Linked DNA regions of Homo sapiens: region 1 is linked to region 2. Evidence: chromatin contacts called from ENCODE Hi-C or POLR2A ChIA-PET data. All regions are on one chromosome and are shown on one strand. The core of a region is the stretch at or near the end of the contact, and the rest is flanking DNA. Distances in the headings are between cores, read along the strand shown.

Region 1 (5,531 bases), core at 1,267-3,766, 2.5 Mb after region 2:
TTATGATGGCCCCAGAGTCCCAGGTCCAGGAAAGTCCAGAAACAGGCTGGAGTCGGCCTGCTGCTAGGTCCCACACAATACCAGCTCTGCCTTTTTCATTCAACAACAGTCCCTTCATGCCTCCTCTGGCCAGGTCCTCAGGATCCTCTGACAGATGAGGGTCCCTGCCTGCGGTGAGCTATCTGGCTAGTGCAAGACTCAGACAGGCCCTAAAAGCCAATTACAACCAGGGGACAAGGGAGCACAGAGGCCATGAGAGCACAGAAGAGCGAGTGCTCCCTGCAAGGAGGCTTCCCAAAGCAAAGATATTTGAGCCAAGCCGCAAAAAAATTAGTATGGTAGAAAAGGGAGGGAAGAGCCAGGCATGGTGGCTCATGCCTGTAATCCCAGTACTTTGGGAGTCCAAGGCGGGTGAATCACAAGGTCAGGGGTTCAAGATCAGCCTGGCCAACATATAATGACATCTCATTTCTACTAAAAATGCAAAAATTAGCTGGGCGTAGTGGCGGGCACCTGTAATCCCAGCTACTCGGGAGGCTGAGGCAGGAGAATTGCTTGAACCTGGGAGGTGGAGGTTGCAGTGAGCTGGAGGTTGCAGTGAGCTGAGATTGCGCCACTGCTCTCCGTCCTGGGTGACAGAGTGAGACTCTGTCATAAAAAAAAAAAAAAGAAAAGAAAAGAAAGAAAGAAAAGAAAAGGGAGGGGAGGGCATTACAGGCAGAAGGAAGCACAATGCGGTGGGCTCAGAGGAACGAAACAGCAGTGACTTTAGTAAAACAAGGGAACGGAAGCAGAAAAGGTGACCACAGAGAGGAGCCACAACAGAGCTTGCAGGACACTGCTGTGAACTTGGGCCTTATCCCGGAAGGAGTGGGCAGCCTTAAATGGTTTTAGGAGAGTGTTGTCTTCATGGCATTGAGGATGGATAGGAGCCAGGGAACCCGGCAAAAGGCCCCTTACAATAATGCAGAAGAGAGATCACAGTAACCAACATAAAGGGTGTAGCTACGGGGATATGCAAGGAAGGGGCAGATTTGGCTGGGTGCCATGGCTCACACCTGTAATTGCAGCACTTTGGGAGGCCGAAGCGAGTAGATTGCTTGAGGCCAGGAGTTTGAGACCAGCCTGGCCAACATGGTGAAATCCCATCTCTACTAAAAATACAAAACAAATTAGCCGGGCGTGGTGGCACACGCCTGTGATCCCAGCTACTCAGGAGGCTGAGACATGAGAATCATAGGAACCCAGGAGGCGGAGCCAAGATCGGGCGATTGAACTCCAGCCAGGGCAACACAGCCAGACCCCGTCTCAAAAAAAAAAGGGGGGCGACAGACTGGAGAAATGTTTAGGACAGAGCAGCTGGACTTGGTGAGATATTGGGGCAAAAAGGATGGTAGCGTCAACCTGAGAGGGGGCACAGGAGCAGGGAGGGACTAGGGTAGGGGTGGCCATTCAGGCCCCTGCTGGGTCATGTGAAAGTGACCAGTTTTCCTCATACAGATGCTGGGGCTGACCTCCCTGGAGTGTGATATCCAGGACCTTTTCTCTCCAGGTCAATAGAGAAAAAGAATGTTCCAGAGCCTTCTTCAGCCTGGAAGCTTCTGGCAGGTTCCAGTCACTCTGTGGGCAGTACCAGCTGCAATCTTGCCACCAGGCCCCACCCACTCTGCACTGCACCACCCCTGGCATCCCACAGCCTCTGCAGGGGGCACCCCAGGCACCTCCAGGCCACTGGCCCCTGCATCTTCCGGACCAGTAGAACCAAATTTCTGTTCCGTGTACTTCTGTTCCGTGTCCCGTTTCCTTGTTCTGGTTACATGCATGTCACAAAGTTATATCTGTGGCAGCTAGCTGTGTAGCCTGGGGCTGAATTAATAAGGAGTACATTGTAGAATCAAGTTAATGACTGCAACTCTAAGACAGGTGGCTTGGGAGTCAGACAGAACCAAGTTCAAATCCTGACTTATTCGCTCTGTGTCTTTAGGCAGTGACTCCTCAGACCCTCCGTGCCCTCTGCTCACCCTTCCTCCTGTCTCACCCCTCTGCGGTTCACAGCCCCTCTTCCCTCAGGCCCCTCTTGTTCACACTTATCTCCTGTTCATGTGCCCCTCTCCTCCTTCGACCCCACTCCCAGGCCACACGCCTCTCACGCCCACACCTAGGGCAGGTTCCCCACTGTCTCCAGATTGATACTGGTCAGTTACCTCAGGGTTCTGAAGGAAGAGCGCTGAGACCCAGAGGCCACCCCATGCCCCTCCCTTTACCTCCAGCCCCCAACCTGGTCTCCAGGCAGGTGCCAGCCCGGGCCGGCCTCGGGGACCTGGCTGGCCTGCCTGGCTCGACTGGAGTATTCCGCCCTGACTCAGGTCTTGGGAACACCGCTCTGCCCCCAGGGGAAGTTGGGGGTGGCGGTGGCAACTGGGCTTCCAGGCTGGCCCGGATTTCTGCTCCTCTGACTCCCTCCCCCAGCAGTCCCCTCCCACCGCCCACCCCGCTGCGCTCCCCGGGAGCAGGGGAGAGGCGTGGCCCGAGACGAGGCCCAGAAAGGGGGCGGGGCCGGACGGAGACGTTCCGAGGCCAGCCCCGCCCCCTGGGCCCCGACAGCCCAGACCCCCTCCGGGAAGGCCCCGGGAACCAGAGTAGGGCACAGGCCGGGCGCCCCTCGGAGTTCGGACGCCCCGGGCCTGACCCGCACCCGGCCTGGTGGGGCCACCCCTCGGCCGGGGAGGCTCCCAGAGCCAGCACCCGCTTCCTCCCCAGGGCGGGGCCCGGCGGCCATGGGCCAAGCGCCGTAAAATTTAAAGAGGTGAGAGAGACACTTCGCAGAAACCTCAGCGGCGCGGGGAAATGAAATAAGGCCTCCCCCCGGGGCGCCCGCCCCCGCCCGCGCTGCCCAGGCCCCAGGTCACCCTGGAGGGTCCAGGTGCGGGCCCCGCGCACAGCAGCCTCTCCCCGGGCGGGCGAGGGCTCTCTCCCTTTCCAGCGCTGCCCCAGGCACTCGGGGATCGGGACCCAGCCAACGGCCCCAGTCCCAGGCGGGGGCCGAGCTGGCCCGAGAAGCTCTCCCCCTCCAGGGCAGAGAGCGTCCCCTCCCCCACGTGGAAAAGCAAACCCAGACCCCCCTGCCCCACTAAAAACTTGTCCCTCTCCTTTCTCGGTGTCCATGGTGGGTCTGGTTCCCACCGCTCCCTCCCTCCCCGCACAGTCTGAGACCCCCTTCCCCGGGCCGCCCCGTCGATCCCAGGTGATGGATGGAGCCTTCAGGGAGCCCGCGCGGGCGGGCTAGGCTCGGGCGGAAATGAAGAGGATAAGATCTGCGAGCAGAGCCGCCTGACACCGTGATATCCGCCTGGCTCGCTGCGCTCCGGGTGATGGATGGGGCGGAGCTCCCCACCCCCCAGCCCCGGAACCTGGCGCCCCTCCCAGAAACACCGCTCCGCTGCCACACACGCGGCCGCCGGACTCCCAGCCACCGGCGCACTCACGCGGCGCCCCCCACGCATCAGCCCGGCGCGCACGAAGGGAACCGTTCCTCTTCCCAGTCCCCTGGCGCTAGCACCAGCAGGACTGCCCTTAGCGCACACCACACCTTACCCACTTGCCCATCACACAGCCTCTTCCGCGCACGCACATACACATGCATGCAAGCTGCACGCCACCCCTCCCGCCCCCCAAACATGTGTTCTTTCCTGAGTCTTGGAGCCACTCAGGAAGAGGGTTTGACTACCGTGAAACTCAGCCCTGGGCGGGGGTCTTGGGACAGGGAACAGAACAGCAATTGCTAATTGTGCTTAGCATCTTGTTCGGCCACTGAGCAGGTCGGGCTTGGCATGGACCACGGCAGCTGAGGCGCCAGGACTGTCCGAGCAGGCCTCACCATCAGTGTTACCATGGTTACCATCTTCCTAGCATTATCACTCAGCGACATCATCGTTACCATGGTTACAGGCACCGCATCTCCCTCTTCCGCGTTGCTGCCATTTGATTCCCATCACCATTACCATTCATTCATTCACTCATTCGTGTATCACTCATCCCCTCTATTCATCAGCTGGGGATAGAGAGATAAGTCAGTCGGTCCCCACCTTTGAGAGCGCACAGCTGAAATAGGGGAGGCAGAGGTAAGCAGCCAAGAGCCTGGTGCATTCTGTAGAGCCCTGAGGAACAATGAGGCCTTGCCACATAGATGGCACCAGGCAGGAAGGACCACAGTAAGAAGAAAGGCATGCAGCTGTCAACAGCATCATCGCCACCACGGGGTGCTCCATGTGCTTGGAGGAGAGTACACTCTCCGGGGCAGGCAAGCAGGGCAGTCATGGGCAGGCAGTAAGGAGAGGAAACCGGTTTGGGCCACACCATGAAGGTTTAATGACCCAAGGTTCCTGTGGCACAGTGATTAAGAGCCAGTCTTAGGGAGTCTGAATGAAGGACCTGGACTTGAATCCTGACTTTGCCACCCCCTGGCTTAGGGACGTTGGGCCCGTCATTTCTGCAGTGTCTGGCACTTTGGAAGTGCTCTGGAAGTCATTGTTTTCATTACTATTCTTTTTCCTAGAGGCCACGCTTTTGGCCTCTAGGAAAGCTCAGGTTCCTCTCTTCCCTAACCTACAGCTAAGCCACACCTCTGAGGAGCCAACGTAGGTGGTTAAGGCCAAGGTTATTACTGGAGGGTGAAGTCTGGGAGCGGAGCTTTCCTAGAACCAGTCCACCTGTGTGTGCCCTCTCCTTTGTTTCCGTGTGGCTGCAGGCTGGAGGACCAGGGATTGTCTGTCATAAGGAAGGAGTTCCTACCCCTGCACATGCTAGGCAGGTAAAGGCTTGTTCCCGCTTACCTGAGCCAGGGATTCAACACCATGATTGGAACCCAGGGCCTTAGGTGATTGTTCTTTATCCAGGGTTTCCATCAGAACCACTGCTGGATTTTTTTTTTTTTAAATATGGGTGCCTGGCGGCCTGGAAAACATAGTGAGACATTGTCTCTACTGAAAATAAAATAAAATAAATTAGCAGGACGTGGTGGTACACACCTGTAGTCCCAGCTACTTGGAAGGCTGAGGCAGGAGGATCTCTTGAGCCATAAGGTCGAGGCTGCAGTGAGCTGTGATTGTGCCACTGCACTACAGCCTGGGTGATAGAGCAAGACCCCTTCTCAAGAAAAAAAAAAAAAGAAAAAAGATTTGTGCCTTATTATATCTATCTGATTGTGCCTTCCTTGTCTCTTTTTACTACCTTCTTCACACCTACTGACTCAGAAGTGACTACGGTTTTTTGTTTTTGTTTTCTTTTTGTTTTTTTGAGATGGAGTTTTGCTCTTGTTGCCCAGGCTGGAGTGCAATGGCTCGATCTCAGCTCACTGCAACCTCTGCCTCCTGGGTTCAAGCGTCTCCTGCCTCAGCCTTTCCTGAGTAGCTGGGATTACAGGCATACACCACGACACCCAGCTAATTTTGTATTTTTAGTAGAGATGGGGTTTCTCCATGTTGGTCAAGCTGGTCTCAAACTCCCGACCTCAGGTGATCCTCCCGCCTCAG
Region 2 (5,912 bases), core at 572-3,071:
AGGGAATGTTTCCCTCTCCCCAGTAGGCATCACCTCCTGTCTAAGGAGCACAGTCCTGTCACCCAGGCCCTGATCGATCACTCGCAAGAGGGATGAAATCATCCCAATAGGTTCACCTTGGTGCCCATTTCCTCCCTCCTTGTGGCCAGAAAGGGAGCCCGTGAATCACAGGGGCACCCAGTGGTCAACCCAAATCAGATTTCCGTCAGTTAGGACAGAAGTGGAGCAGGGCAATTGAGTGGGAACCCACAGGGCTGGCCACTGACTCCTGCTGCCCCAGGAAACCAGTGATCAAATGTTAGATGTGTGAAGCATATGTCAAATGCATCAGTGAAAAAACAGCACTGCGGGTCTTGTTTCCTGCAATTCCAGTAGGTCCTCCCTGCATTTACGTCTCTAAGGCAGTGGGGGACTGCCAGGTTGTCATTCACAGGCCCCTCCCCCTTTTTTTTTTTTGAGATGGAGTCTCTCTCTGTCACCCAGGCTGGAGTGCAGTAGTGTGATCTCAGCTCACTGCAACCTCCAGCTCCCAGGTTCAAGCCTCCTGCCTCAGTCTCCCGAGTAGCTGGGATTACAGGCGCACACCACCATGCCTGGGTAATTTTTGTATTATTAGTAGAGATGGGGTTTCAACATGTTGGCCATGTTGGTCTTGAACTCCTGACCTCAGGTGATCCACCTGCTTCAGCCTCCCAAAGTACTGGGATTACAGGCATGAGCCACTGTGCCCGGCCTTATGGGACCATTTTGAAAAACAACATATAAAATGGATAAAGTCAGAGATACTCTGGTTCCTAGGGGATATTGGTGGAGAGGGGAGTGGGGGAGTAGAAGCCCGATTTTCTCTGCCTTCCTCTTCACTCCCTCCTACTGAGGACCCCAAGAGACATTGTCAAAAAAACCAGGATTCTGTCAAAGTCAGTTAGGAAATTATTGGAAAACAGAAACAGAGCTCACATTTACTGAGTATCTACTACATTCTAGGCAATTGGGCATAGATTTGCTTGGAAAATATCCTTTATGCTCATTTAAGAAGAAATGAATCATTGTCTGAGGCCCTACCATAGCAGTAGAGCCAGGATTAAAAACCAGATGACTGGGTCGGGCGTGGTGGCTCACACCTGTAATCCCAGCACTTTGGGAGGCCGAGACAGGCAAATCACGAGGTCGGGAGATTGAGACCATCCTGGCTAACACGGTGAAACCCCATCTCTACTAAAAATACAAAAAGTTAGCCAGGCGAGGTGGTGAGCGCCTGTAGTCCCAGCTACTTGGGAGGCTGAGGCGTGAACCCGGGAGGTGGAGCTTGCAGTGAGCCGAGATGGTGCCACTACACTCCAGCCTGGGCGACAGAGAGAGACTCCATCTCAAAAAAAAAAAAAAAAGAAAGAAAGAAAAAGAGAAAAAGAAACCAGATGCCTGCCTCCAAAACCCATTTTTGGTCTCAGTCACAGAGCAGTGACCCTCAACCCAGCTAAGGGCTGGCCTTGGGACGGTCCCCAGGCTGGGCGTTTTGGAAACAGCGTCCATTCTGGAGCCTTGTGGTGGGTGATTTTGGAGAGGCCCGGGTTTGAGCTCCAGCAGTGAATATAAATTGCTATGCGGCCTTGGGCGAGTCTCTTCACCTCTTTCAATCTCGGTTTCCTTATCTGCAAAATGAGATGTTGGGTCCTTACATCTGTGACATCTTAGGACCTAAATTTAGCCCACTCCAGTTGGCCTGGATTGATAGCTGCTGGGTGAGCCCTCCCACAGCGAGGAGGCAGGAACAGCATTGAAGGGCCTGGGCCTCCCAGAGAGGAAGTGAAACTGGAGGCCTCTGCCTTCTTCCACCCCCTCTCCACCCTCACACACTGCCACCTTCTGAACTAATTGAAACCCAGCCAGAGTGGGCCCCCGCCAGTGACTCAGCCCCTGGCCCTATCTGATTGTCAAAGTCAATTCCTAGAAGTTGAAGAGAAGTCACTTCTCTTCTGCTGCCATTGCTACCACCTCCCACTGCAAGATGAGTTCTAATTCTGTCCTTCAACCACAGTCAGGAGGAAGGCAGTGAAGACACAAGAGGCTTTCAGGGGAAAGTCTGGGTTTGATGTGCGGAGGCTGGGCAGTGCTGGAAGGGGTGAGGGAGGAAGGGGACCGTCCTTGTCATGGTTGGAAACATGATGTGCAAAGGTGGGGAGGGGGGTGGGGGCGGGCAAGATCTCAGCTTGCCACTTATCAGCTGTGTGACCTTGGACACATTCCGTCATCTCTCTTTGCCTCAGTTGTACATCAAATAAACAGGAAAGCCCTCCTTCCCAATTTCACTTCTCAGAAGTAACTGCCGCTAGTGGTTCAGGGTTGCAGATACCAATCCAGAAGAGACAGAGAAGAAGATGGGAATTGAGATGGAAAGTAGGTACATGGGCACAGAGCGGCTGACTCTACACACAGTGGTGGGCTCATGCTGCGCTGGATGGTGGGGACAAGGGGAAGAGTGCGGGCTCTGCTCTGAAGAACTTGGCTTTGAAGAATTTTCTATCTCCTTCACTGATCTCCAAGAGAACATAAACCCAACAAGGCAGGAATTCTGCCTGTCTTCCCCAGCACGATACCCCCAGCACCTGGGCTTGTGCCTGGCACACAGGCACCTGAACAGAGGAACGTCAGGAGGCAGAGAAGCTAGAGACCTGGCTGCTGCCCCTTGACTGCAAGGTAAGCTGGCAGGTACTGGACAATAGCACCTGGTACCCAGTTTCCAAGCGCAAAATGCACATGTCTGCTGCTTCACTTCTGTCTTCCAAATCTCACTCAAAACGTCTTTTTTTTTTTTTTGAAACAGAGTCTTGCTCTGTCACCCAGGCTGGAGTGCAGTGGCACAATCTCAGCTTACAGCAACCTCTGCCTCCTGGGTTCAAAGGATTCTCCTGCCTTAGCCTCATGAGTAGCTAGGATTACAGGTGCCCGCCACCATGCCTGGCTAATTTTTGTATTTTTAGTAGAGATGGGGTTTTGCCATGTTGGCCAGGCTGGTCTCGAACACCTGACTTCAGATGATCCGCCCACCTTGGCCTCCCAAAGTGCCGGGATTACAGGCGTGAGCCACCGTGCCTGGCCTCAAAATGTCTTATGACCGACGCTACCCCAGAGCTATGCAGGGAAGGGAATCTGGGAAACATAGTTTCAGTTCAGTCAAGTTGTCACAATACAAAGCCACCTCAGTTCAGATCATCAAGACGCCTTCAGATTGTACCGTGACAGAGAGCAGGAACGTTAGTTAACATAATCTGGGGTTTAGACAGTGACTGTGGACTGATGTCTGCCCGATGTGAATACGCACTGCTTTCATCCACCTTTCCGATGTGGATAGAAAAGAATACACTCTCCAGATCAATAGCCACATACTAAGAGCCAGAGGTGATGACAATCTGTTCAATTAAGATGCCACATCTGGCACAGCAGCTGTGATTGGTCCTACCACTTAGTTATATTTGCAGTGATTTACCATCTTCTGCCATGATCCACCAGGTTTTTTGTTGTTGTTTTTTTTTTGTTTTGTTTTTGGGGTAGAGTTTTGCTCTGGTTGCCCAGGCTGGAGGGCAGTGGCGTGATCTTGGCTCACTGCAACCCCCGCCTCCTGGGTTCAAGTGATTTTCCTGCCTCAGCCTCCCGAGTAGCTGGGATTACAGCCATGCGCCACCACACCCAGCTAATTTTGTATTTTTAGTAGAAATAGGGTTTCTCCGTGTTGGTCAGGCTGGTCTTGAACTCCTGACCTCAGGTGATCCACCCGCCTCAGCCTCCCAAAGTGCTGAGATTACAGGTGTGAGCCACCATGCCCAGCTACCACCAGGTTTTTACAAAGGCCCTCTTGGTGACCTAAATGGGGGTATGATAGGAACCACCACTCCTGCATCCTTTAAGTCTTTCAGGGTGGCTCTCATCTCTGCAATTGCTTCTAATATGCGGTATCACTTCTGATTTACTATCTTAGCCAGGCTGGGGCAGTCCATTCTGACATATCCACCTCTATGAGCCCTTTTTTTTTTTTTTTTTTTACAGAGTCTCACTCTGTTATCCAGTCTGGAGTATAGAGGCACAGTCACGGTTCGCTGCAGCCTCAACCTCCTGGCCTCAAGCAATCTTCCCACCTCAGCCTCCTAAGTAGCTGGGACTACAGGTGTGTACCACCACACCTGGCTAACTTTTCTATTTTTTGAAGAGATGAGGTCTCACTGTGTTGCCCAGGCTTGTCTTGAACTGGATTCAAGCAACCCTCTCACTTCAGCCTCCCAAGGCGCTGGGATTGCAGGCATATGCCACTGTGCCTGGCCAGCTTTTTTATTCCTTCCTTGAAACTTTGCCATGGCAGTTTCGTCATCTCCATCTCATTTGCTGTAGGCTCATTTCATGTCCAAGCCCCAAGTAGCCATCCCAGCAGCATTATAAAATGGGACCAGGGCTCCGGAGTCACAGGAGAGTGTCCCATATATCCTCATATCCATATCACCTTATATCCTCTGTCCTCTAATATAGGATGATCACCCCCAGGGGTGTTCTCCTAGTTCCTACAAGTACACATGAGCCAGCTCCTGCACAATTCATCTCCTACTAAAGAAACTTTAGACCATGCCAAGACCTGACCCTAGTTATTGGTCTGAATAGCAGTTGGGAAAAATTGAGGATGTTGTAGAAGAATCCACATTATCCTGAGAAGCAAATCATCCACCTCAGGTGAGGCTTTGCATTGTCTCCCACCAAGGGGAGGCTGCTCTTCTCTAGCAAAGAGGATGGGAGATCACTTCTACCAGTCCAGACTTTCAGGGGAATCTGAGGGTCCGGTTTAACAGGAATACCCACACAAATGTTCCCCTCCTAGGTTTCAGGGTCCCAGTCTTTCCCTACTGGCTCTCTGATTTCAGCATAGAAGTCTTTCTGGAGTAGTGAATTTAGCCCCCTGTGTACTGCCACTACTCTTGCAATCAGATCTTAGGTCTGATTTTCAGCACAGTCTGCCTTCTGGCTTCAGGAGTTAATGGTCTATTTCAGCACCACCCTGTGAGCCTTCCGGCTTTCACACTGGGACATAAATTGATAGTTGGCTAATCTGAGCCTGCCATTTTCTTTGTTTAGGGCTTTAATTGCAGTTAACTTCAGCCAAACAACTCTGCAATCCTTACAGTTACCATTGCCCCCTATCTCTCAAGTGATAGAGATATACCACTGTGTTTCCTTCCACCTACAAATCTTCCCAATCCAATCAGGTGACAGCCTTAGCAAGACTGAGGCTACAGCACACCAGGTGTTACCACCACTTCACTTACCACCAGAAATGTGGTTTTTATTGCCATCTTGACTGTGAGTGATTGCGTCCAAGAAGCCTATCTTGAGAATCTACTTCCCAGGACCATTTGCAATACCAACTGTCTCAGGTTATGTTCCCCTAGAAGCAGATCCTGAGACAAGGATTAAGTGTAAGCAGCTAGTTTATTTTAGAGCTGATCTCAGGAAATAACAATAGGGAAATGGGGAAGCAACACAAAGAAGGAAAAGCAATAAAGTATATGTGTTAATAAGCAGGCTCCCACTATGGGCAACTAAGGCTCCATGTCACCAGGGAACTGTCAGAGTAGAACATGCCGTAGAGCTGTCCTACTCAAGGGGAAAGGAAGCTGGTATATTTGTCCTTCCACTCCTGTGCACCCTTGGCTGAATGCTATTCCTGAGGGTGTTAACAACCCCATGCTTCTGGCCTCAGCCAACCAACTCTGCAATATGGTGAAGAGGAAGCACTCAGGCAGAAAATCAATCACAGGTGCTTGTGCAGGACACCATCTGCATGTACCAGAAAATCAAGTACCCAGGGGATCTGGGTGGGGCACTGACTGCAGCAACAGGTCTATTGAGAGTACAAGATATACATGCATTGCAAT

Evidence for each region. A loop is a pair of places that touch in the nucleus more often than their neighbours do. ChIA-PET counts read pairs that join two places held with the same protein, here RNA polymerase II (POLR2A). Pooled maps may share reads with other maps.
Region 1: a pooled map shows a loop between it and region 2 (4-fold over the local background). The contact joins two enhancer-like sites. A Hi-C loop is called at or near these places in 1 of 37 single-sample maps with no recorded cell type and 3 of 50 pooled maps. POLR2A ChIA-PET finds 5 or more read pairs at or near these places in 1 of 52 experiments (activated CD8-positive, alpha-beta memory T cell).

What each region holds. Positions count from the first base shown.
Region 1 is chr9:126,720,080-126,725,610 of GRCh38, forward strand. It overlaps LOC107987129 (a long non-coding RNA gene), which reads left to right. Exons shown (of 3, transcript XR_001746936.3): 3 at 1,553-5,336. Among named protein-coding and RNA genes, the nearest start is that of ZBTB43, 82 kb to the right of the region's middle. RefSeq lists enhancers at 1-228, 1,969-2,028 and silencers at 2,269-2,878, 2,939-3,018. Within about 2 kb of position 2,517, at least 26 of the 41 ENCODE cell types and tissues checked have a DNase peak (open chromatin) inside an H3K27ac peak, as active enhancers do.
Region 2 is chr9:124,200,815-124,206,726 of GRCh38, forward strand. No RefSeq gene overlaps it. Among named protein-coding and RNA genes, the nearest start is that of NEK6, 54 kb to the right of the region's middle. RefSeq lists a silencer at 1,327-1,527, enhancers at 1,427-1,486, 1,537-1,876, 1,836-1,980, 1,927-1,976 and a cis regulatory region at 1,903-1,913. Within about 2 kb of position 1,822, at least 11 of the 41 ENCODE cell types and tissues checked have a DNase peak (open chromatin) inside an H3K27ac peak, as active enhancers do.